Regions from separate parts of the Homo sapiens genome. Here all the other regions are linked to region 1. The links are chromatin loops, found by intact Hi-C in ENCODE. Cell type or tissue: MCF 10A. All regions are shown on one strand. Region 1 holds the start of RDH5 (retinol dehydrogenase 5). Region 2 has its middle 16 kb from the start of OR10P1. Region 3 has its middle 32 kb from the start of OR10A7.

Region 1 (8,000 bases):
TATTTTTTCAGACCGAAAAGAGATGGTCTGAGTTTGTCTTAGAGTGATGCTTGATTCCTTCCTTTCCTTACTGATGTTCCCTGTCCTCTGGGACCTTAATGCATGTGTACTTCGAGGTCTATTTTGGGGGGTGTTTGGGAAAGGAGGACTTTGCGAAGGTGTTGGTTGGGCAGGCAGTGGGAGAAGTGAGGATCCAGAGACTGTGGTGCTTTCTGCCCCCTAGTCTTATGCTGCCAGGCTCACTATGAACATTCATGAAGCCATCTGCTGCATAAGTCAAAGCAGCTCCCCAGAAAGGTCCCACCTGCGAGAGCCCAGCCCCCATCTGCCTTGGACATCTTCCTGGCCTTCTGTGCACCGCTAAGGGCCCAGCACCTCCCTTCCTGGCCAATCCTCAAGGGATCCAGCTCCTTTCGAAGTATGATAAGTTGCCTTGACACCTGTGTGGTCAGTGTCCTTAGCAGGAGAATTTATGTGAATATTGCCTTTTCTTCCATGGAAGCCACCCAGCCTGGCCCAGAACCCTCATCACCTGCTCTTCTCCCCCAAGAAATATGAAGACCATTCCCAGTACAGACACTGAATTGCAACCTTACTCCCCTTCAGAAAATAAGGGAAATGTATTAAAGTGCCCTTTGATGGCCACTCCCCGACGTGCAGCTGTAGATGTGAGGCAGTTCCCTGGCGCCCCACTGTGGGTGCTAGCTGTTTTGCAGGGACTGAACAGGCCAGAGACCGTGAGCATGTCGGTTTGGAGTAGTTGGCACTTAAATGGGGTCAGCCTTCCACTGGGCACATTTCTGCCCACCTTCTTTTTATTTTTTAAACAATACACTTTTGTTAGTGCTTATTTTGTGGCAGGCACCAGGCAGTACCAGGGTGGGGGCAGAAATAAATCAAAGTCCTTGTCCTTGAAAAACAATCTCTTGCTGGAAGGCTGGATTCAGTAGACTGCTTGGGCAGGCTTGGGAAGGACCCAGGTGAGCACAGCATCCACCAGGCTGGCTGGCAGGTAGGAGGCAGGCAGCCAGAGCAGCTTGGCATCCCAACCTGGGCTGTAGCGGGTTCGGGGGTGTCGAGCAGTCAGGGCATGCTCCAGGCATCGGCTCACCTTGGTTAGGTCCGGGTCACAGATCAGGTTCATGATGCGCTGTTGCATTTTCAGGTCTGCAGCCCCATAGGTGGTTGCAATCAGTTTCCCTTCCTCACTCCAGCCCATCTTAGGTACTGTCTTCTGGGGCCCTGGGCTTGTCACCCTCAGTCCCCTCCTCAGTGTGGGGAGTGGGCAGGTTCCACATGGCCTGGGCACTCTTGTAACATCCTGTTCACCCTCAACCCTGCCCTGGGTGCCCCACCCACCTCCTAGCAGGCTTATGCAGGACTGGCCTTTCTGGTACTTGTTTCCCTTCATGTGCCCCTGTGTGGGCCTGGCTACTCACACTTGGTGAGGAAGGCCCCCCCATAGTGGGCCTGTGTGGCAGGAGGCAGCCGTGCCCAGCAGGCCTGCAGGGTTTTCTCCAGACTCTCCAGGTTGGTCACAGGGGTTCGGAAGAAGCCAGGCTCCACGATGGAGACTCGTATCCCAAAATGAGCTACATCCCGCCTAGAGTCGGGGCAGAGCGAAGTTGCTGGGTTCTTGCCCTATAGGGAGGGGACTTTGAGGGACATGGGTTGGGGAGCTGAGAAAGTTACCACAGACCAGGGACAAGAGTTTTGACGGAGATGCCTACTGCCCCGGGACAAGGGTCAAGTGGGGTAGAGGGAGGAAAGTATTTTTGAGGTTTGTTTTCTTTGATCTAGAGCAGGGGTCAGCACGTTTTTTTCTTAAAGGGCCAGAGAGTTAATATTTTAAGCATGGCAGGCCAAGAAACAAAATTAATGATATTATCAGGTACTTATATAACAGTTTACAATGTAACCATTTAAAAATAAAAAAAACCATTATCAGCTTGTAGGCAGCTGGCCAGATCTGGCTTGAGTACTGAGTTTGCCGATTCCTGACCTAGAGGAACCCCATTCCCTTGCTCCCAAAACACATGGTTGAGCCCTGAGTGCTGGATATTGAAGGGTATAGTCTCGTATTTGCTGGAGGGTAAGCTGATGGGGAAAGTGGGGATACATCCCACTGCCCTGGCACAGATGTAGAAATCCAAGTATAGGTAAGGAGCAGGAGGGAAGGGGATAAAAAAAAATTCAAGTATAAAGTATGTGTTCCAGTATGCAGTGGCTCACACCTATAATCCCAACACTTTGGGAGGCCCAGGCGGAAGCATCGCTTGAGGCCGGGAGTTGGAGACAAGTCTGGTCACCACAGCAAGACCCCATCTGTAAAAAAATACTAGCCAGGCATGCTGGCACGCGCCTGTGGTCTCAGCTACTCAGGAGGCTGAGGCGGATATCGCTTGAGCTGCTTGAGCCTAGGAGTTTGAAGTTCAGTGGGCCGTGACTGCACCACTGCACTCCACCCTGGGTGAGAGCAAGGCCTTGTCTCAAAACTAAAAGTATGTGTCCCATGATGCTGCCTGAAAAATTAAGGCTGAGAGACAGGAGACATTCAGGTTATTTGCTGAGTGATGGTGACAAACGCAGGCTTCCTTAGAAGGTAGACTAAGCTTAGGCGCCTTATACTCCTGCTAAGAACTCAGGCCTTGGGCCGTGTGTGGTGGCTCATGCCTGTAATCCCAGCACTTTGGGAGGCCGGGTCGGGTGGATCACCTGAGGTCAGGAGTTCAAAACCAGCCTGGCCAACATGGTATAACTCCATCTCTACTAAAAATACAAAAAAATTAGCTGGGAGTGGTGGCACGTGCCTGTAAGCCCAGCTAATCGGGAGGCTGAGGCAGGAGAATCACATGAACCTGAGAGGCAGGGGTTGCAGTGAGCTGAGATCTCGCCATTGCACTCCAGCCTAGGCAACAAGAGCAAAACGCTTAAAAAAAAAAAAACAAAAAAAAACTCAGGCCCTACTCCCGTTGTCCTCATCATGTCTCCTTTGTGCTCCCACGGAACTTTGAACCTTATTGTTTAAAGACGAGAGGCAAGGCCGGGCGTGGTGGCTCACACCTGTAATCCCAGCACTTTGGGAGGCTGAGGTGGGCGGATCACGAGGTCAGGAGTTTGAGACCAACCTGGCCAACATAGTGAAACCCTGTCTCTACTAAAAATACAAAAATAAGCCAGGCATGGTGGCGCATGCCTGTAGTCCCAGCTACTCGGGAGGCTGAGGCAGGAGAATCGCTTGAACCCCGGGGGTGGAAATTGTGGTGAGCCAAGATCGCGCCACTGCACTCCAGCCTGGCGACAGAGCAAGACTCCATCTCAAAAAACAAAAAACAAACACGTTAAAAATGGGTAAAGAGAAGTAATCTACTTATGGTCACAAAGCTTACATAAGGGTAGACTTCATTGAACCCATGAAGTCTAGCCCTAAACTGTCTCTTCTTAACTATTCCAATGTGCTGTATCTTAACCACCTCTGCTGGCCCACGTTTGTTGAGTGGGCTGCTGTTAGTCCTGGAACCCAGAGCCCTGTACCCCTCACCTCAGGCTGTCAGAGAAGGCCTCCAGGCCAAATTTGGAGACACAGTAGCCCCCACCATTGGCTGCCAGGCGACCCAGGACGCTGGTGATGTTGATCACCCGGCCCCGGGCTTGCTGCAGCAGAGGCAGCAGGGCAAGGGTGACCCCGATGGGACCCATTGTGTTCACATTCAGCACCCGCTGGAAATCGTCCCGGGTCAGCCATGGTGTGGGTCCGATGATACCAGCCACACCAGCATTATTCACCAGACCAAAAAGCCCTGTGGGGAGATGAAAAGGATGCTGGGGGTAGGTGAGGCACTCCCACAGCTCCCTCTTCTTCCTGGGAGCATCTGAAAACTGCTTCTCCTCAAATTGTCCCTTTAGCTTACCACAGCCCTTGCAGGTGACTCCTGGGGTGACTGTGGGGATCAGGACACCCCACACCATATTCCTGGTGGTCTACCATACTTACCTGCTTCCTTAACGTGCATCTCCACCCACTTGGCTGCCTGCTGGACGCTCTGGGGATCAGTGATATCCAACAGGGTGGTGTGGAGGCGGGAGGAGGCCACCCGCTGCAGGTCCTCGGCCCCGGAGGGGGTCAGGCAGCTGGCCAGGACTCGGAAGCCTCTCTGGTCCAGCTGCAGTGCCAGAAGGCGCCCAAAGCCTGAGTCACAGCCGGTGATGAAGACAAAGGCATTGCTGGCGGGCAGGCTCTGCCGGTCCCTGAGCAACCACAGCACTGCCCAGAGTAAGGCACCCAGCAGAAGAGGCAGCCACATAGCTGGAGCCCAAGTGACCTACAGGTGGCAGCCTAGGCTGGGCAGAAAAACTTGTCCAGTTTACTGTGGCCCTCAAGCCCTTTCCCCTAATACCCTCCCTAGCTGGAAGCATCTGGTGTGAGCATATTGAGAAATTATCTGGTTGGCAGATAATTGGCCAACCATGGCTCATCTGTTCAAAGCAAAGATGTGGGCAGACCCTGTATTTGTGGCTAACTTAACTAAAACCACATGAGCCAGATCCTGTGTACAGACCTGCTGTATGGAGCAGAGGCATCTTTTTTTTTTTTTTTTTTTTTTTGAGATGGAGTCTCACTCTGTCGCCCAGGCTGGAGTGCAGCAGAGGCATCTTCTTGCTTGCCTCACACCACCTCTCCTTCTAAACCAGGGACACTGAACCTTCTATATGCAACCTGGGTCTTGTGTTTGGAATGATGTATAGGGCCAAGAGGTTTGCTGTGTGATACTGAGCATCTCACTGTCTCTCTCAACCTATTTTCTCATCTACCAAGTGGGGCTAAGACCCACCAGGTCCACCTCAGAGTTGTGGAGGATCAAAGGGGATAATGTGTGAGGAAGCATGTTAAAAGCTGAAAGTTTTGAGTTGGCAATACATGTAATATCTGGCTAGTCTTCTCAGTTCCCCCAGCTCCCAGTATCCACTTACCTCCTGTGGCGAAAGCTGGCAGGTACTACAGCGCCCGAAGCTTATTCTTTTGCTTTTGTTTAAGAGACTGCTCCCAGTCTTCCCAGCCTCCCACACTAACTACTGCTAAGGCCAAAGTCCGGAGTGGGTGGACTTGGATGCCAGGCGTATTAAGTGTATGTGTGACAGGGTGGGGATAGGACTGAGGAGGAGGAGGAGCCAGGGAGGCTGGAGCTTGCCTGGCTGAAGCCAGGACTTGGCAGAGGCCAGATTTGCCTAGGCTCCCCCCACCCCTTGGCTGTCTTTCTCAGCCTGGGTTCCTGACCATCTATGTCATGGTCTCCAAGGAGGAGGGAGCTGTCAAGGATGGCAGCTGCACTGCTCTGTTGGTAACGGTTACTGGACCTGTCATTCCTCCCCCTTCTCAGCCCTGAAGTGCCCCCAGGAATTAATCTCCCACCTGGCTCAGACTCATGACACTGCTTAGAGTTAGCCTGGGAGAGGCCATGAGCACGTGGAGAGGCAGAAAGCCAGAGCTGGGGACCAGGCCTGTACCTTGCCTTGTTTCTCTTCTGTAGGAAACAAGTCCTGAATTAGGAAGCTTGGGGCAGGGCTACTAGGACCTTCTCTCAGGAGGGATGGGAACTCCCACCCTCTGCTTGCCTAACAGACACCTGCACAAGGGCCATGGAGGAGAAGAGAGTTGGGATAGTAAGAGGAAGCTAGTTCCACCCTCTCCCCAAAAGGTACCTGTCCCTCAGGGAAACCACCTTTGAACCTTCCACTCCCACCCCCGACACTGGAGCTAGTAGCTCTCTGAAACACACCACAGAGAAACGGAGGCTTGTGTTTTATTCAAGGCTTGTCAGCCTCCCTCCTTCCCCCTGCGGGTGAGGTAGGAGGGATAGGGTTGGGGGAGGGAACAGGGGCTAGGAAGGGGCAGACTGCAGCTGCCCTTTGTAGACATATTCCAGTGCAGTGGCAATGGTGCGCATGTCCAGCTCGATGCTCCGAGCCCAGTTCTCCACATCCCCAATTTCCTGGGAAGGGGGAGAGGAGGTGGGAGCCCAGGAATCAGAATGGGTAGAGTATGGCTTCCAGTCTGGGGAATACGTTTTATTCATCTCCTGGAAAAGGCTTTACTTGGACCCACCAACTGCTTTTCTTTCTTTCTCTACCTTTTCTGACACTGGGGCTATAGATGGGGTTTCTGGGACCACCCTACTTCCTCCTTAACCTAAACCTGAGGTAACCTGACTGGAGGCAGCCAATGGGGGCCCAGGATTGGGGTGGTGAGGTAGGGAGTATGGCCCACCTTGAGTGCCTGGTTGAAGTTCTCCACCATTCCGATCCACTGGCCTGTCTGCTTGGCAAATTGGGCAGCCTGGACCTGTAGGGTCTTCACCTCATGGTCCAGCTTTCTCTGGTTCATGTAGGCCTGGGCCACACTGGGGGGTTGGAGGAGGGAGGAGATCAGCTCCAGCTAGTTGGGGGTGGTCTCCGGGACTAATATTCCATTGCAGCAGTGGGAGTTCAGCCAAGAATCAGGGCTCATAATTTTGGCCATTTTTGGATGTGATGCAAATGACTACCAGTACATGCAAATAAACCCAGCTCCTTCCTTTCACTCCCAGGATTCCCAGGAGAGCCAAGCTCGGAGCTGACTAGAAACATACCAGCTCCAAACCCCAAAAAGGAGTTCCTGCAGCTGAGTGGGGGAAGGGAGGGAAAACCTGGGGTGATATCCCTGAGGAAAAAGCTGGGAGGGAAAAAGGGGCATGGAAAAACTGGGAAAATCCAGCAGGAGGAACACATCTGGCAGTGATTGGAAGCCTAGGGATCTATGCAAGAAGTTGGAGAGGGAAATTGGGCCCCTCCCTGAAGCCGGGTTAGGATGGGAGTACAAACCCCCTCCCCAGGAACCCTGGGTCAAAAGAGGGTATCCCAGGGGTTTCTTCTCGGCTCTCAGTTGCTCTCCCAAGCCTTCGCTTTTGCCCACACAGATCAAGGAACACACACAAACACACACACACACACACACACACATGCTCTCCCTCCCTTCTGCCTTAGGCACTAGTTTTTCTTTTCAATCAAGGTATGGGCTGTGGTTACCATTACTACCATGGGGTTGGTGTCCCCAACCTTCTGCCAGTGTTTTTTGCCCTCCCCAACCCCTGCAATAATTGTTCTCCTTTATTGGCTGTTGAATTTTTCACTTCCCACCCCAGAGCTCTACTCAGCCAGGAGATTCCACATCCGGTGCCCCCACCCACTGGAATGTGTGGGGGCTGGAGCGGGGAAGGGGTTGGTGGGGGCTGAGGGAGTGGGCAGGACACCTGACAGGGGCCAAGATAGACTGAGCCTTTGTTTTCCTTTCCGGGGAATGAGAGGAGGCGTGGGCAGCAACACAAAACCCTTTCTAATCTGGCTTTGGCTTAGCTGCCCTCTAAGCTGAAAGTGGGGTGGCATCTAGCAAAGGAAAAGAAGAGGGAAAGGCCTGGGCCAATCTCACAAATGATGGGCACAGCAGAGCCCAGGAGGTGCCAATGTGGGAGGGAGGAAATGGGAGGGCAGACCCTGTTCCTTCTTTTTGGGAGACAGCTGGGTCACTGTCAAGGGTCGGGTAGGAACTGAAACAGACTCCCCTGAGAATTCCTGAACTTCTGGTTTTCCCCATTGACCACCTGCTTCTATATTCACACTGAGTAAAGAGAGCTGCCTGGAGAGAAGGGAGATCAGAGGCCCCAGCCACAACTTTCTTTCTCTCAACCTTCCCCCAAGATGAGTAACAAAGATGACCCCAGCCCCTGCATGGCTCACTTGGATGACTCAGTCTCTGGATTCACACCGAGCTGTTCTACTTGACCTGGGGTGGAAGGTACCATACTGCCTTTCTTCCAATAGGCAGACTAGCAAATCATCATCTCTGCACGCTTCTGGGTCACTTAGGGTCAAGAGACAATGTTCTTTGCTTTTTCCCAAGTCTTTGGCTGTTACTTGCATTCTCATTTAGGGCTGGGGCAGGGTGTGGTCCCTAGAGACCCAATAGG
Region 2 (8,000 bases), 100 kb after region 1:
GGACCTCTCACCTTTGGAGAGCATATCTCTGTTTCATTACAGAAAAAGAAATTTTAATCTTATTTAATCCACTGTACTATTGAGTTTCTTTGGTATAGCAATTAACCTGTACCTTAACTAACATAGCAAGAATGCTACTACCAGGGACAAAATAATGATTTCATAGAATTAGAAGTTCAGACTTATTTCTGTCCATTTAAGGCTTCTCAGGACACTGTACACATAAGCAAAACAGAGGATAATCTCATGTTAGGTGGGATGATTGATGGTGATTATATTATTGATATAGGGTTGTCATACAATGGGAGCAGGAAGGTGCTCACTTTAAAACCCAAGAGGGAAAACATAGTGATCCTAACCAAACCCCAAACCAACCAAGCCAAACCAACCCCCAAGGGATTGTCTGGTGTGCTGGTTGCAGGGGAAAACCAGTAGAGTAAGACCACCAAAGACTCTATTCTTTAGGAATGAATAATTGGGTTTTCCCCATCAGGTAAGATAATCCTGTCATGAATAATACCATTATACATCACTTAATGATGGAGTACATTCTGAGAATGACTCATTAGGTGGTTTCATCATTGTGTGAACATCATAGAGTGTAATTCCACAAACCTAGATGGTATAACATACTACACACCTAGGCTATATGGTACAGCCTATTGCTCCCAGGATACAAACCTGTACAGCACGTCACTGTACTGATTACTGTAGGCAATTGTAATACAATGTAAGTATTTGTGTATCTATATAGAGAAAAAGTACAGTAAAAATGTGGTATTATAATCTTATGGGACCACCACTGTATATGTGGACCATCATTAGCCAAAATGTCCTTATGCAGTACATGACTGTATATAGATGTATTCAGCCCTCAGGATCCATGGGCTCTGCAACTGTAGATTCAACCAGCAGCAGATTAGAAATATTTGGAAAAAAAAGAAAAATAGCAAGACAACAGTAAAAAATAATACAAATGGAAAAACCAGTAGAGTATAACAACTGTTTACATAGCATTTACATTGTATTAGGTATTATAAGTAATCTAGAGATGATTTAAAGCATATGGGGGATGTGCATAGGTTATCTGGAAATCCTACACCATTTTATGTAGGGACTTGAGCATCCTTGGATTTTGGTATTTGTAGGGAGTCCTGGACTCATTCCCCCATGGATACCGAGGGATGACTGTGTGCATATATATATAGTCAACCTCCACATCCATGGGTTCCATATCTGTGGATTCATCCAACCTTGGATCAAAAACATTCTGGGAAAAAATTCAGGCCTCTGGGCCTAAGGACAGAGAAACTGAGCCAGGCTTTCTCCTCCAGGGGTAGCTCTCCTGCTTCATTCACAGGGATGTGAAATGAAGGTGGAACATCAGCTCCCTAGAAAGGAGTTTGTGTTAAGGCTCTTTGTGGGTCTGAAAACTACCCTGACAAGTCCAGGATAGGTGGTCAACTTGATTGATTGGTGGACATATAGGCACATAAATGGATGGGCAATTGGCCAGATGAACAGAAGATGGATAGGTGGAGATGTGGATGGTTGGCTGAATGACTGAAGGGCTAGGTGACCCCTGAAAGTGGGGGTGATGCTCTCAGAGTGTGTGTGAAGTAGAAAGAGGCTCTTGAGGAATTGCCCCACTGAAGGAGGGGACCTCTGGCTTGGAAGGTCATCAGAGGTCTGTTTTGATTTTGGAATCGAGAAAGACAGTCTTTTCTTAAACTTGAGACCTGACAAAGAATGTCCAATATTTCTATTAGTCACAGACTCTGGGGACCAAGCCTGTAGCCTGTGTGTAGTGTGTATTGCCATGAGTGAGGTGTGAATTGTGTGTAGTTTAAGTGTGATGGGCCTATGGGTGTTTGTGGTGTATTTGGTGGAGGGTAGTATGTGGAAGGTGGGTGTCTATAGGCTGCCCTCTGGACTGATTTTTCTCCAGCCTTCAGCATAGCTTCTATCTGGGGTGTCTGGAGATGTCTTTCATCTCTCTTTTAATCAGAGCTCCTGTTTCTTGGACCCAATGTCTTTCTCTTTCTTAGCTTACTTTTGTTTTGGGAGGGTATACACTTCAGTAGCTCCATGTGCTATTGGATGGTGGAATACAATTTTTGGTACTTTGCACATCTGAAAAAAGTATTCTATTTTTGTACTTGATTGAGAGTTGGCTGGGTATAGTAGTCTAGATGGAATTAATGTTTCTTTAGAATTTCTAAGGTATTGTTTTGTTGTCTTCAGGCTTCCAATGCTGTGTTGAGATATCTGAATCCTTACATAGCCATCTCCTGTTTAATATCAATAATCTGTTCATGAAAATCAGATGTTCTGTGTGAATATGCTACCTGGGAACCTATTTCTCATCACTTTGAGTGGTAAAAAATATTATGTGATACATGTCTACCCTAAACCTTCAACCAATTGCCTAAAACATAATAAAGTAACATGTTATCATAAATAACAAGCTATTATGTTTGGATAGAAAATGCTTAAAACATCACACCTGATCATCAATTAACATGGTTGTTAACAAACAGTTGCGTTGTATGTAACAACATAGCCTGTCTTCTAGCCAGCAACATTCAATACGCACATTCTTTCTCAGGACGCCTATTTCAAATTATCTCTCTGTGTATTTAGAATGTAACCCAAGACTATACAATGCTTTTGTTGAAATGTCTGGAGTTTTTGGAATGAAATATGAAGTTTTCTCACATAAACACCAGCTGAGAATGATGCACATTTAAAAATATTGGGAACATGCTACTTTAATCACCTTAAAATTGCTTTTGTCAGAAACAAAAAGGAGTTTCTTGTCTCTTTTCAGCTTAGAAAGATGTTGAAAAGTTCTTTTGGGGGGTGGGGTAGAGAGAGATTGAGAGAGAGAGAGACTCTAATCTTGAAACTGTTGTGTACAAATTGATTTAAAGGTGTTCAGAGGATTGATTCCCAGAAATTGCTTTCTATTTGGAAATTCTCTTCTGAATATAAATTTTTAAAGCATTTTATTGAGACGTAAAACTTTATTTGTAAAGGTGCGAAATTTTTCTTTTGAAATGCCTACTTAAAAGATGAATATATGGATGTGACCTGGCGAGACAGTTTGGATGCTTGGGACAAATCTGATGAGCAAATATATCTGTAGATTTTAGTGTTTCTTAGATCACCATGATTTCAAGATACAATGAATAGAATGGCCAAGAACTCAAGCCACGTTTGCTTTAAGGCTTTAAACTTTTCTCTAAAACTAAACTAAAAACAAGCCTAATGGCTACTGATTTTTGGCCTGTGGCCATTTAAATGTTTCCGACTTTGATCTGTGATTGCTTTACTTCATCAGGGCTGCTGAAGTCTGTCTCTGTTCCCTTTTTATTTAGAAAGTATATCAAACCTGATACCAAAAAAGTTAGTGATTTGATTTGAGCACCACCCATTTTATGTTTACACGTTAAAAAATTAAACATTTTTTACAGACAGGCAGAACAGAGAAGATTGTAGTGAATCCGCATATGCCAATTACTCAAGTTCTGCTATTTTGGGATTTTGATAACACTTTCTTTGTTTTTTGTTTTTTGAGACGGAGTCTTTCTCTGTTGCCTACAGTGCAGTGGCACGATCTCAGCTCATTGCAACCTCTGCCTCCTGGATTCAAGCGATTCTCCTGCCTCAGCCTCCCGAGCAGCTGGGATTACAGGCATGCGCCACCATGCCCAGCTAACTTTTATTTTTTATTTTTAGTAGAGATGGGGTTTCACCATGTTGACTAGGCGGGTATCAAATTTCTGACCTCCAGTAATCCACTCACCTTGGCTTCCCAAAGTGCAGGGATTACAGGTGTGAGCCACTGTGCCCGGCCTCAATTCTTATATCTAGAAACCATGGATGGTCTTAGAAATACTGAAATCTGGAAATACAATTTTGCTCATTAGATTTGTTCCAAGCATCCAACCTATCTGGCCAGGTCATATCCATATGTTCACCTTTTAAATAGAAGTTAAAAAAAGTTTTGTGTCTTCACAAATCAAGTTTCATATTTCAATAATATATTTAAAAATCTTGTACTTACAAGGAAATTTCCAAGTACAGCGTAATTTGTGAGAACCCTTCCTTTGAAAACACCTTAAAATCTATTTGTAAATGGCAGCCTCGAGGTTACGGGGTTCCTAATTTCCTCTCCCTCCCACCTTCTTCCTTCTCGCCTTCCCATTTTTTTTGTTCCTTTCCTTTCTTTCCCTCTTCAGTTCTTCTTTAGCCTTTATTTCCCCCCTTTCTTCTTCCTTCATCCATATCCCCACCACCCAGAAGGTGCTGCCTTTTGAGGATAAAAACAAAAATTACTTTACACATGTTAAAACAGCATTGCAAATTACAGCAGTTCTGAGCTCCATTGTCCTCCTCCTCCTCATAGAAGACCTTGGCACACATTATTACAAAGGGAGGAAAAGAAAATTCCAAGTTATTGTCCTTCCTACTTGAGGTGTGATGTGGAAAGAGCAGATGTATGGTCAATTATAACAATTTTCTTTAATAATTTTATTTTTATATTTTAAATTTTTCTTTATTTTTCCTTAAAATTAAAAAAAATAAAGACAAGTTTTCACCATGTTGGTCAGGCTGGTCTCAAACTCCTGATCTTGACTGAGCTGCCGGCCTCTGTGTCTTAAAGTGCTGAGATTACAGGTGTGAGCCACCATGCCTGGTGATATTTTAATTTTTATTGAGTGCCCTTAAGGCTCCTCCTTGGCAATTGTATTTAGGCAGAGTTTATTAATCTGTGAGTACTCCCCTTCAGTGTTTGACATTTTCTAAAGAAAAAAGTCTCCACTAGAGGGAAGTGTTTGTTTAGATCATTCCTGGACAGTGATTCCACTGCGTGAGAATTTAAGTCCTTTCAAGAATTTCTTAACACGTGGTGTGTGTGAGACGTTGCAAAAATAATATGTCCCACTAGAGGGAGCCATTTACCCAGATTATCTCTGGAATATTGAGTCTATGACCTGAGAATTTGGTCCCGTCTACACGTAGACATGCTAAAAGCAATGTCCTAGGTCCTCAGCCCCCACCTCCCATTCCACAGTTCCCATGGATGCCTTATACAGGAATTATTTTCACATCATAATAACTTTGAAATGGAAGATGGGATAAATTTGCAAGCTACTAATGCAGTGTGCTAGTGCTTAATATGAGACTGCATATTGTTGGCAGATACAGCATTTGTTTACCTTAACCTGGCTCATAAATTGTGTGTCTATGGGGTTTGGTGAAAGGAAAGAAAAACATTCACTCAAGACTGACTCAGTTTGGGAAGTAAGCAGATGGGTACATCCTCCTCCTGCCTATTTTCTTTTCTTCTTCTTCTTTTTTTTTACTTTGTCACCCAGGTTGGAGTGCAGTGGTGCCATCTTGGCTCACTGCAGCCTCCACCTTCTGGGCTCAAGCAATCCTCCCACCTCAGCCTCCTCAGTAGCTGGGACCACAGTAGCTGAGCCACCATGCCCTGCTAATTTTATTATATTTTATTTTTTTGAGATGGAGTTTTGTTCTTGTAGCCCAGGCTCAAGTGCAATGATATGGTCTTGGCTCACTGCAAACTCTGCCTCCCAGGTTCAAGTGATTCTCCTGCCTCAGCTTCTGAAGTAGCTGGGATTACAGGCGTGCACAACCACACCTGGCTGATTTTTTTTTTTTTGAGACGGAATCTCACTCTTGTCAACCAGGCTGGAGTATAGTGGCACGCTCTCGGCTCACTGCAACCTCCACCTCCCGGGTTTAAGTGATTCTCCTGCCACAGCCTCCTGAGTAGCTGGGATTACAGACACCTGCCACCTCATCCAGCTAATTTTTGTACTTTTAGTAGAGATGGGGTTTCACCATGTTGGCCAGGCTGGTCTTGAACTCCTGACCTCATGCCTGCCTTGGCCTCCCAAAGTGCTGGGATTACAGGCATGAGCCACTGCGCCTGGCCAGCTAATTTTTTTTTGTATTTTTAGTAGAGACGGGGTTTCACCATGTTGCCCAGGCTGTCTCAAACTCCTGCACTCAAGCAATCCACCCACCTCGGCTTCCCAATGCTGAGACTACAGACGTGAGCCACTGCACCTGGCCCTCCTGCCCATTTTCTGAACTTTTTGAGAAATACATATTCAGAGTGGGCAGCTCTAGGCACCTCTCTTATATACCATCTGATAATTTTATTATCAGGGGACAGAGTCCTTGGAGAAGGGTGGCCCAGAAATGCTCCCGACGAGAGTGTGGGACTTCAGGCCACAAGTGACTTTTGAGCTTTTCTGGAGACTTTACAATCTTATTTCACATAGAATATGCATTCAAGTCAGGGTCCTTGGGACTAGAATTTCAAAATCCACCAGGTCAGTATCCCCATCTGAGTCTCACCTTGGAAGCCAGTTGCCCAGTGGGGAGAGCATTGAATGCTCCAGAAGAAAAAGAAATAGTTCTGCCTCAGTTGGCCTCCTGTTTAGAGCTTATTTCCTTGATAACTTCCTGTAGTCTGTGACCATACATGAGAAGAAACCAGGTTCAACTTCCTGATTTTATCAAATCAATTTCAACTTACATGGGAAAACACTCTCTTATCTCAACTTCTTAATCCTAGATCCTTAATCAAGGGTCACCATGTGTTTGCCACATATATTTACTTTTTGTTAGTGTATTGGCTAATTTTCATTGATTCATAAATCACCCTAATACTTAATGGCTTATACAACATCATTTATTTAGTTTATGATTTTGTGGGTTGGCAATTTAGCATAGGCTTGTTTGGGTAGTTCTTCTGTTGGTCTTTGATAGGCTCACCCATGCCTCCTCAGTGGCCAGCTGGGGAGTTCTGCCATGGGGTTTGTGTGTATGTGAGACTATTGTCAGGTGGGATGATGGGGGCAAGTGGATTACGTGTCTTTTGTCATCTAGTAAGCTAGCCCAGGCTTGTTCACATGGTGGTCAGAGGATACGTTTTTTGAGTTTCTGCTCGCATTATGTTTGCTGGTGTCACATTGCCCAAAGCAAGCCACATGGCCAATTCCAGAGTCAGTGTAGAAGGTCACTACCAAAGAGGGTGGCTGTAGGGAGGCAAAGAATGTGTGACCATTTCCTGCAGTCTCTGACAGTTGGTCACATTTGACATGTGGACTATGTGAGGGCTGTTGAAATACAGGAGTAGAGTGAATCCAAGAGGGATTCTAAGGGAAGAGACAACAGGAGTGGGTGACAGATAGTAGGGAAGAGTCAGGGATGACTTCAAAGTGTTTAGTCTCAAAGAGTGAAAGGTTAATGGTGCCATGGATGTCAATGGGGATGATTTGGAGTGAGTGTTGGGAATAAACTCCTCTCAGAGAAGGTGATATCTCTGCATCTCTGTTACCTCAAAAGAGGCAACATGGTGAGGGGCTAGGGATGAAAGGTAATGGGGCAATAGTGACACAGGATTTTTCTTGGTCACTTTGCAACAAGCTGGGGACCTCCAGCTGGTGATACCCCTGCCTGGGCCTTCCTTGGCCACACTACCTGCCGCAGAAGAGAGCCCGCCCACTCAACCCGCCAGGGCCATGCTTGGCTTGTGCACTGGCTCAGCCTGTGGCTGGGCCAGGTGTGCCCCTGCCCGCCTGTGTTATAACTCATACCCTTGTTTAGCAGTTCCTAAATTCTTGTCCCATGCCCAAGAAGAATGAGGATATGCCCACCATTGAAGGTGATGACGGTGGAGAATTTTATTGAGCAACAAAACAGCTCTTGGTGGAGATGCTATGGGAAGATGGTCTCTCATCTGAAGTTGGGTTGTCTCTCTCCCCATGTGCCTAAGTCCGGGGCTTTTATGGGCTCAGAATAGGGGAGTGCATGCTGATTGGTTTGTGAGTACGAAAAAAAGTAAAAAAAAAGAGGCATCACTCAAAGGTGGGCACGATAGTGTTATAAAAACCAATTAGGGAAGGGTAGGCATATATAAAATAGGTGAATGGTGGAGATCAATCAGAGGAAAGTGC
Region 3 (8,000 bases), 530 kb after region 1:
GCTTTTGTGGAATAACATGCAATCATATTGACAGAACTGCATTGTTAACTACATATTATCACTGTCTGGGACTCACTCAGTAAAGAAATGTGCCCTTTTCTCTCCCTCATTCATGACATATCAATTCACAGGAGAATATAAGGTCTAAAAACATTTGGCATTGCCTGAGTTTTGAATTAAATGAGATTGAAAATTTTTAAATTCTCTCAATTTTAATAACTAATAGATATCTGAAGGTTATAAAATTGACAGAGACAAAGCATTAAAAGGGGGAATTAAAAGAGCAATATTACACCTACAATCATCTGATCTTTCACAAAATGAACAAAAAGAAGCAATGGGGAAAAGATTCCCTGTTCAATAAATGGTGCAGGGATAACTGGCTAGCCCTATGCAGAAGATTGAAACTGGACCCCTTCCTTAAGCCATATATAAAAATTAACTCAAGATGGATTAAAGACTTAAATGTAAAACCCAAAACTATAAAAACCTTGGAAGACAACCTAGGCAATACCATTCAGGACTTAAGCACGGGCAAACATTTCATGACAAAGATGACAAAAGCAATTGCAACAAAAGAAAAAATTGACAAATGGGATCTAAATAAACTAAAGAGCTTCTGCACAGTAAAAGAAACTCAACAGAGTAAACAGACAACCTACAGAATTGGAGAAAACTTTTCAAAATATGCATCTGAAAAAGGTCTAATATCCAGAATCTGTGAGAACTTAAACAAATTTATAAGAAAAAAAAACGAACAACCCTATTAAAAAGTGGGCAAAGGACATGAACAGACACTTCTCAAAAGAAGACATACATGTAGCCCATAATCATAGAAGAAAAGCTAAACACCACTGATCACTAGAGAAATGCAAATCAAAACCACAATGAAATACCATCTCATACCACTCAGAATGGCGATTATTAAAGAGTTAAAAAAATAACAGTTGCTGGGGAGGTTGTGGAGAAAAAGGAATGCTTTTACACTCTCAGTGTTGGTGAGAGTGTAAATTAGTTCAACCATTGTGGAAGACATTGTGGTGATTCCTCAAAGACCTAAAGACAGAAATACCACTCAATCCTGCAATTCCATTACTGGGCATATACCCAAAGGAATATAAATCATTCTATTATAAAGACACATGCATGTGTGTGTTCATTGCAGCACTATTCACAATAGCAAAGACATGGAATCGACCTAAATACCCATCAGTGATAGACTGGATGAAGAAAATACAGTACATATATGCCTTGGAATACTATGCAACCATAAAAAAGAACAACATCATGTCCTTTGCAGTGACATGGATGGAGCTGGATGCCATTATCCTTAGCAAACTAATGCAGAAACAGAAAACCAAAAACCACATCTTCTCACTTGTAAGTGGGATCTAAATAATGAGAACAAATGGACACATAGAGGGGAAAAATATACACTAGGATCTATCTGAGGGTAGAGGGTAGGAGGAGGGAGAGGATCAGACAAAATAACTAATGGATACTAGGCTTAATACCTGAGCAATAAGAAATCTGTACAACAAACCCCCCATGACACACGTTTACCTATGTAACAAACCTGCACATGTACCCCTGAACTTAAAATAAATGTATTTTAAAAAACACAGACATGGAATATTAATTCAGTCACATGGTATTATTGTACCTAACCCCACCCCAATCCTAAAATCAACTAATCGATATGCATTTTGAGTTTCAGAAATTTGATAGAAAATTAGAAATATATAAAATACTAAATCAGTACATTTGCTTGACACCCATCTAACCTGATTTATAATAAAGACATTTATTCACCCAGTCATAGTGGCTCATGCTTATAATTCCAGCACTTTGGGAGCCTGAGGTTGGAGGATTGCTTGACTTGAGCCCAGGAGGTTCCAGGTTGCAGTGCGCTATGGTCACGCTACTGCACTTTAGCCTGGGTAACAGAGTGAGACTCTGTCTCAAAAAGAAGAAGGAAAAGGAGAAGGAGAAGGAAGAAATGTATTCTATTTATGTTTACTCTGCTTTTGTTTCTACATTCTTATTACTCCTAATGTGAGAGGCACTTTTTGAATCTTCGACTCCTTAGCAGTCATTCTCCCTTCACCTTGTTTCTCACTAAAGAAACACACCTTGCCAATTCTCCAACTACATGTTAGCAGCAGAGAACATGGGGGTAGGCATGTGACCAAGGTCTCACGGAAGAGATTGGCTCAAAGTCTGATACATGACTCAGGTCCACTTAAACGAAGTTGAATTTTCACTTAAGAAAATAGAAGTGCTATCTTTTCCATTAGATTTGAACCTGAGAGGATATAACTGTGGATCTTCTGAGGCTGTAGCACAACCAAAGAGAGTAACTCTGCAGTAGTATCAATAGGAAGAAAATACTACCTAGAACTGTGTAAGTTTTGAGTCATGATGTCATAGAAGCCTGTGAACCCAGCTTTAGTTATGCACTGGAATTTTCTGTGACATGAGATAATAACTTCCTCCTACTGTTTTATCATTTGCTTACATCACTCTGAGTTAAGGATTTTTTAATCAGTAACTAAAAAATGGCTATATAATAATTCAAAAGCCATTTTAACTAAAGTTCTAGAGAATTGGTTTTTTTACTCCATCTATTATTCTAGAAAAGATTAATTATTACTATAGATTATTCTTCTAGTTTGATAAATCTTCATATGATTATATTGTTCTGTAATTTCCCCTACAAATTTCATGAATAAAATAAATTTTATTAATTTTATTATTTAATCAAACATATCTAATATATCAATAGATACACCCTTTAAGAATAATTCAAAAATAATGCAAATTAGTTCAACAAATAGTATTCATATATTACAAGATAAACAAGTCATTCATTTGTTTGGCAGAATTCCTACTGATTTTAACTTTATTTTATGAGGTTTTTCTATTTTCCACAGAAGGAAAGGGCTGGAAAAATCATATAATGCAAAAGTTCTCTTTGTGATATGATTCCCTGAACTGAAGAAAAATTTTCCAAATACACAAACCAAAACATATGATTAGCGTCCATACCATTTTTAGGGTGGTAATACATGCAGTGTGATTATGTTTTAATTTTTGAAAATTTAAAATACTGCTTTAAAAAGATTCAAAAAATAATGTCTTCTCAGTTTCTGCATACAGTTTTCATCGCCTAAAAGTAGGTGTCAAATATCTGTTATTATTTATTGATTGATCTGGCAATATTGATTAATCTAGTAACAATAATGATTACCCAAAATAGAATTTTGTACACTCACACATTTTTCACCAAATTATACGTTTTCAATTTTTAAAATACAATCAATTTAAGTTACTAATTGCCAAATAAATGCCTTATAAGAAGGAAATTGCTATATAATGATACACCCTACTATTCAAAGAAATTCAGAGGCAGCTTATATCCCCATAAGTGTAGGATAGTGACATGCCCATGAAAAGCTACCTAACAGTGCCATCTGGTGGAGAGAACGTATAGTGATTGTATGTGAATATATGTCATGTCTGAACTTATTTTTTTGGTATCAACTTTTATTTTAAGTCCCAGGGTACATGTGCAGGATATGCAGGTTTGTTAGTTTTTAATAAGTAACTAAAAATGGCTATATAATAATTCAAAAGACGTTTTAACTAAAGTTCTAGAGACAGTTTTTTTCTCCATCTTTCTATTATTCTAGAAAAGATTAATTTTACTATAGATTATACTTCTAGTTTGACATATCTTCATATGACTACATTGTTCTGTGATTTCCCCTACAAATTTCATGAATGAAAATAAATTTTATTAATTTTATTATTTAATCAAACGTCATATATTAATACATACATCTTTTAAGAATAATTCAAAAATAATACAAATTAATTCAACAAATAGTATTCATATATTACAAGATAAACAAGTCACCCATTTGTTTGGCAGAATTTTTAGTTACTGATTAAAAACAGGTAAACGTGTGCCATGGTGGTTTGCTTCACAGATCAACCCATCACCTAGGTATTAAGCCTAGCATCCATTAGCTATTCTTCCTGATGCTATCCCTCCTCATGCCCTCCCAACAGACCCCAGTGTGTGGTGTTCCCCACCATGTATCCATATGATCTCATGTCTGAACATTTTTAAACTTTAAAAAAAACCTGACACTTTGTGACATTTTAGCTTTCAGTATAATGTGACAAATGCAATTTTATTAACAGTATTACATTTGTTTAAGCAATTTAAAATTTATACAAAGAAATAGAATTATTCCTTCCTTTGCTCAGTTGTGTGTGTATACCAGATGAAGAACATGTCAAATATGACTCATTTTCTGTCGTCTAACTCTATTTTTGTCCATAGAATTTATAACTCTTTGGCATCTCTCTCCCCAATAACACAAACTGCTTGAGAGGAGAATCAGCTTTTCTCATGTCCATCAGTGATTTCCACAGTGTTCAGTCCAAAAGGCCTATTGGTTATATCCCCATCCTTAAAGAAGGACCTAAACCATACTAAATAAGTACTTGTAAAATAAATGAATGAATGAATATTGTGTTAAATTCTAGGTATTGCTTCATTTGAAAGGCCCAGATAATATGGTAGAGTACATTCATAAGGGTGGCCAGTATTGTCATATTCAGCCATGACAGATAAGATGTAACTGAAGTCATTATGAAAGTTGAATGTTATACAAGAAGACTGAAGTCATTGCCATTACACGGTTAACAGATGTATCAAGAGGTTTGATTTATTCTCAAGGATACATAGAGTATAACAAAAAACAATGGGAGGAAGCAACATGAAAGTACCTCGCTGCTCAATGTGAGGAAAATTTTCTAAGAAGCAGAGTTTTTTGAAAATGAAATAAACTGCCTTCAAAAATATAAGACTCTGCACTGATGAAGCTATTTAAGTGAATTCTAATTGGTTACTGATTTAGAATGCATACAGATAGTATTCATTTTGAATTATTTGTTAGATTATTTAAGACGCATCTATGACATAACACAGAATCTTTTGCATTTGAAGGTATTAAACACTTAAGGTACTTAAGAGAGCACCTAAAATTTAAATCGCAGGGTTTTTTATTTTCACCTGGTTGTCATTTCCTATCTTTAGGTAGAATATGGTTTCCAGTCTTTTGGGGGATTATTTATATGCATGAATTCTATAATTCAGACAATTATAATTAAACACTTCTTTAAGAATAATTAATTTCTGTCCCATAATCATCTGATACTTATTATCAAGACTAAAATTATTTTATTTAACTAAAAACGACACCAAGAGTATCTACCCACTTTAAGAGATAGCTTTAAAATTTAAAACATGATTTCTCACTTAATAAAACTACCCCCACCTCTGTGAGATACGAGATTCTGGGAAATGTAAAAGAAATAATTTGAATCATGACTTAATTATTGGGTGTCTAAAATTAGCCTCAATTAGGAAGTATAAAATATTTTATTTTTTATCAACAGTTAGCAACTGCCTTGTTTTCCTTCTAATTATTCTGAATAGATAAGTAGAAAGACAATATTGCACTGTTTTTGGTAGGTTGCAGGTTCAGCATTCTCATCATTTTAATCTTTTTTTCATATTTACCAATTTTATTCATTATAGTCAGGGAATTCCTTCCCATAATTATTTTCCTGGAGTTATCCCTAGCATGACAAGAGGAAAACTTTTTTAGAAGATGCTGAGTATAATAGATGCCTTTGGGAAAACTTGGACAGGGTTATTTTTTGGCAGCTATTCCTCAAATCCTGTGTATACTCAATTACTATGATAAGTTGCTTGTGATGTAATTTGATATTTATCTCATATAAAGTTCAATGGGCATTAACGGTAACATTATTTCATTATTCTGTTGTGTGGCTGCTCTGGTTAAATAATAATGCATTATACCACATAGTGTCGAATATAATTCAAACCAGAACTATTCAATCTGATCAACTAAACAACAGCCATGAGGCAATAAATGCATACAGTATCTATACATCTGATGTGAGCTGAAGGAAATAAAAATAAGAGTATTTTACACAGGCAAAGTGAAGATTGTAACATGTTTATTTGCCTAATATCTTCTTTGAATTCTTCAAAAAAATCTTGGTAGTATCCTAACAGAAATTGTTTAAATTGCATTCTGCAATTCAAACTGAGTTAAAAAAATATTTAAAATGCCAAGGAATTGGGTAAATTATCATTTACATTTTACAATTAATTTTTCTAGAAGTAAGAGAACCTATAACACAAATTTGTCCACAGAGAAGGGGAACAGTTTTAGGAAGATATTTTTCCCCATTTATTCTATGTTATGTCTATTAAACCTAACAAATAATTAAAGAACAGCACTTTCACTGAAGGAATAATAAATGTAAATCAATTTAAAACTAACTTCTAGCTATTCAAGAATGTAAAATGTGGTAAACTAGAAGCTATACATTACACCTTCAAAAAGATTTAGAAAAAAGGAGAGAGAGAGACTTGTGGTTAAGGGCAGATGTAATTCTCCATAGAAGGAATAAGAAAATTGTGTTTGCAGATATATTAGTTACTTTTAACATACGGACTCTTTGGGAATTAACCTAATAATGTTGACATCCACCCAACAGAATCTTATGGTGTGTGTGTGCGTGTGTGTGTGTGTGTGTGTCAAGTATGAAAATATAAAGGAAATGCTAGTATCTTACCCTATATTTTTTAACATTTAATGTATCACTTAAAGCTGTCTCAAGCTTGAGCTGCACTGTAATCATTTATCTAAGGAATTTCTTAAGGTTATTTTTAATTTTGTTCCTTACTATATTCACTTTTTAATAGGGCCCAATGAGACTGATTAAAATTATGAGTTATTTTATGCGGGCTTTATTTTAGGTAATTCACAGCAGGATACAAAAGTTTCATTCCACCAGTGGGAATCATCTGATTACTCTGGAGCAACCTATAGCTAATTACGGCAAAGCCAGATTAATTTGTATACTTGAGAAATTAGCTTCCCTATACCCAATTATACTTGAGACCAGCGGGTCTCATCTTCACATTAACCTTCTCAAAGGCACAAATCTCTCTTAGGTCTCCCCCTAACTGACACACTAAACTGTGAAAATAAAGTATCCGTTTACACACCCAGAGGGACTCACACTATGTGGAAACCATCAAAATAGAGCTGGTTCCAAACATGCTACTCTAAGAATGACTTCATCTTTAATTTAACATATTTGTATAAATATTCTCCCAGGACAAAGATGATTAATGACAACAATAAAGGAGTTCTATGTAAGTTTCTGGTTAGTCTCCAGGGTTTGTTACAATCAAGATGTAAATTTCTGTTAACAGGAGATTCCAGAAGGCACCCTAGACAATTTACATGAAAAATATATATTAGAAAGATTTTCTTCTCTTCCATAATTAAGATGAGACTTTAAAAAAATGTTAATCAGAAAGTTTCCTCATCAATTTCATAAATTCTCAGGATTGGAGGGCAAAAAACTAGTTATTAAGAAATATTTTTTTCTCTTATCTAATCTAAACATGGGCAAAGTGTTATTGAAAAAAAAGCATGGAATTTGGAATACAGAGAGTTGGATTATACTGGCGAATTTATACAAATAAGAAATAGGGACATAGACTAATCGTTTTACATTTTGTGGAGATCCTGTTTTAAAAGTCTTAAACATTCCAGCCTTATATTGCAGAATCTTTTAAAAACTAAGTTAAAGAATTCTAACCAATGCAACTCTATCTCCTATTCCATTCCCCAGGTTGCACCACAATCAACTCAAATGACCATGTACCTATCTTATTTATTCACTCATTTTTTGAAGCAAGCAAGTCGCATTTTATTAGCCTATAACATTGTTCAGTAATAAAAATTTGATAGAACTAGACATTTTAGTAGAAATAAAACTATTGGCCAGGTGCAATGGCTCAAGCCTGTAATCCCAGCACTTTGGGAGGCCGAGGCCGGCTGATCACCTGAGGTCAGGAGTGCAAGACCAGCCTGGCC

Evidence for each region. A loop is a pair of places that touch in the nucleus more often than their neighbours do. Peaks named below come from ENCODE experiments on the same cell type or tissue, not always from the same donor. Only the 100,000 strongest peaks of a DNase experiment are listed, where the experiment ranks them.
Region 2: it touches region 1 in a loop (9-fold over the local background); 2 of 110 quality-filtered maps call a loop at or near these places.
Region 3: it touches region 1 in a loop (24-fold over the local background); 7 of 110 quality-filtered maps call a loop at or near these places.

The regions. Positions count from the first base shown.
Region 1 is chr12:55,717,489-55,725,488 of GRCh38, reverse strand. BLOC1S1 (biogenesis of lysosomal organelles complex 1 subunit 1) reads right to left here. Exons shown (of 4, transcript NM_001487.4): 3 at 6,266-6,398; 4 at 5,786-5,990. The coding sequence ends at 5,880. It overlaps RDH5 (retinol dehydrogenase 5), which reads right to left and starts at 5,096. Exons shown (of 5, transcript NM_002905.5): 1 at 4,972-5,096; 2 at 3,995-4,336; 3 at 3,542-3,800; 4 at 1,440-1,603; 5 at 784-1,167. The coding sequence starts at 4,304. The coding sequence ends at 944. It overlaps CD63 (CD63 molecule), which reads left to right. Exons shown (of 8, transcript NM_001780.6): 8 at 1-166. BLOC1S1-RDH5 (BLOC1S1-RDH5 readthrough) reads right to left here. Exons shown (of 6, transcript NR_037658.1): 3 at 6,266-6,398; 4 at 3,542-3,800; 5 at 1,440-1,603; 6 at 747-1,167. RefSeq lists enhancers at 4,033-4,661, 7,229-7,388, 7,499-7,548, 7,649-7,808. In MCF 10A, CTCF peaks have their summits at 671 and 4,329 (motif pointing right); DNase peaks (open chromatin) are centred at 668 and 4,208.
Region 2 is chr12:55,616,748-55,624,747 of GRCh38, reverse strand. No RefSeq gene overlaps it. Among named protein-coding and RNA genes, the nearest start is that of OR10P1, 16 kb to the left of the region's middle. In MCF 10A, a CTCF peak has its summit at 4,875 (motif pointing right); a DNase peak (open chromatin) is centred at 4,917.
Region 3 is chr12:55,184,627-55,192,626 of GRCh38, reverse strand. No RefSeq gene overlaps it. Among named protein-coding and RNA genes, the nearest start is that of OR10A7, 32 kb to the left of the region's middle. In MCF 10A, a CTCF peak has its summit at 3,471 (motif pointing left); a DNase peak (open chromatin) is centred at 3,466.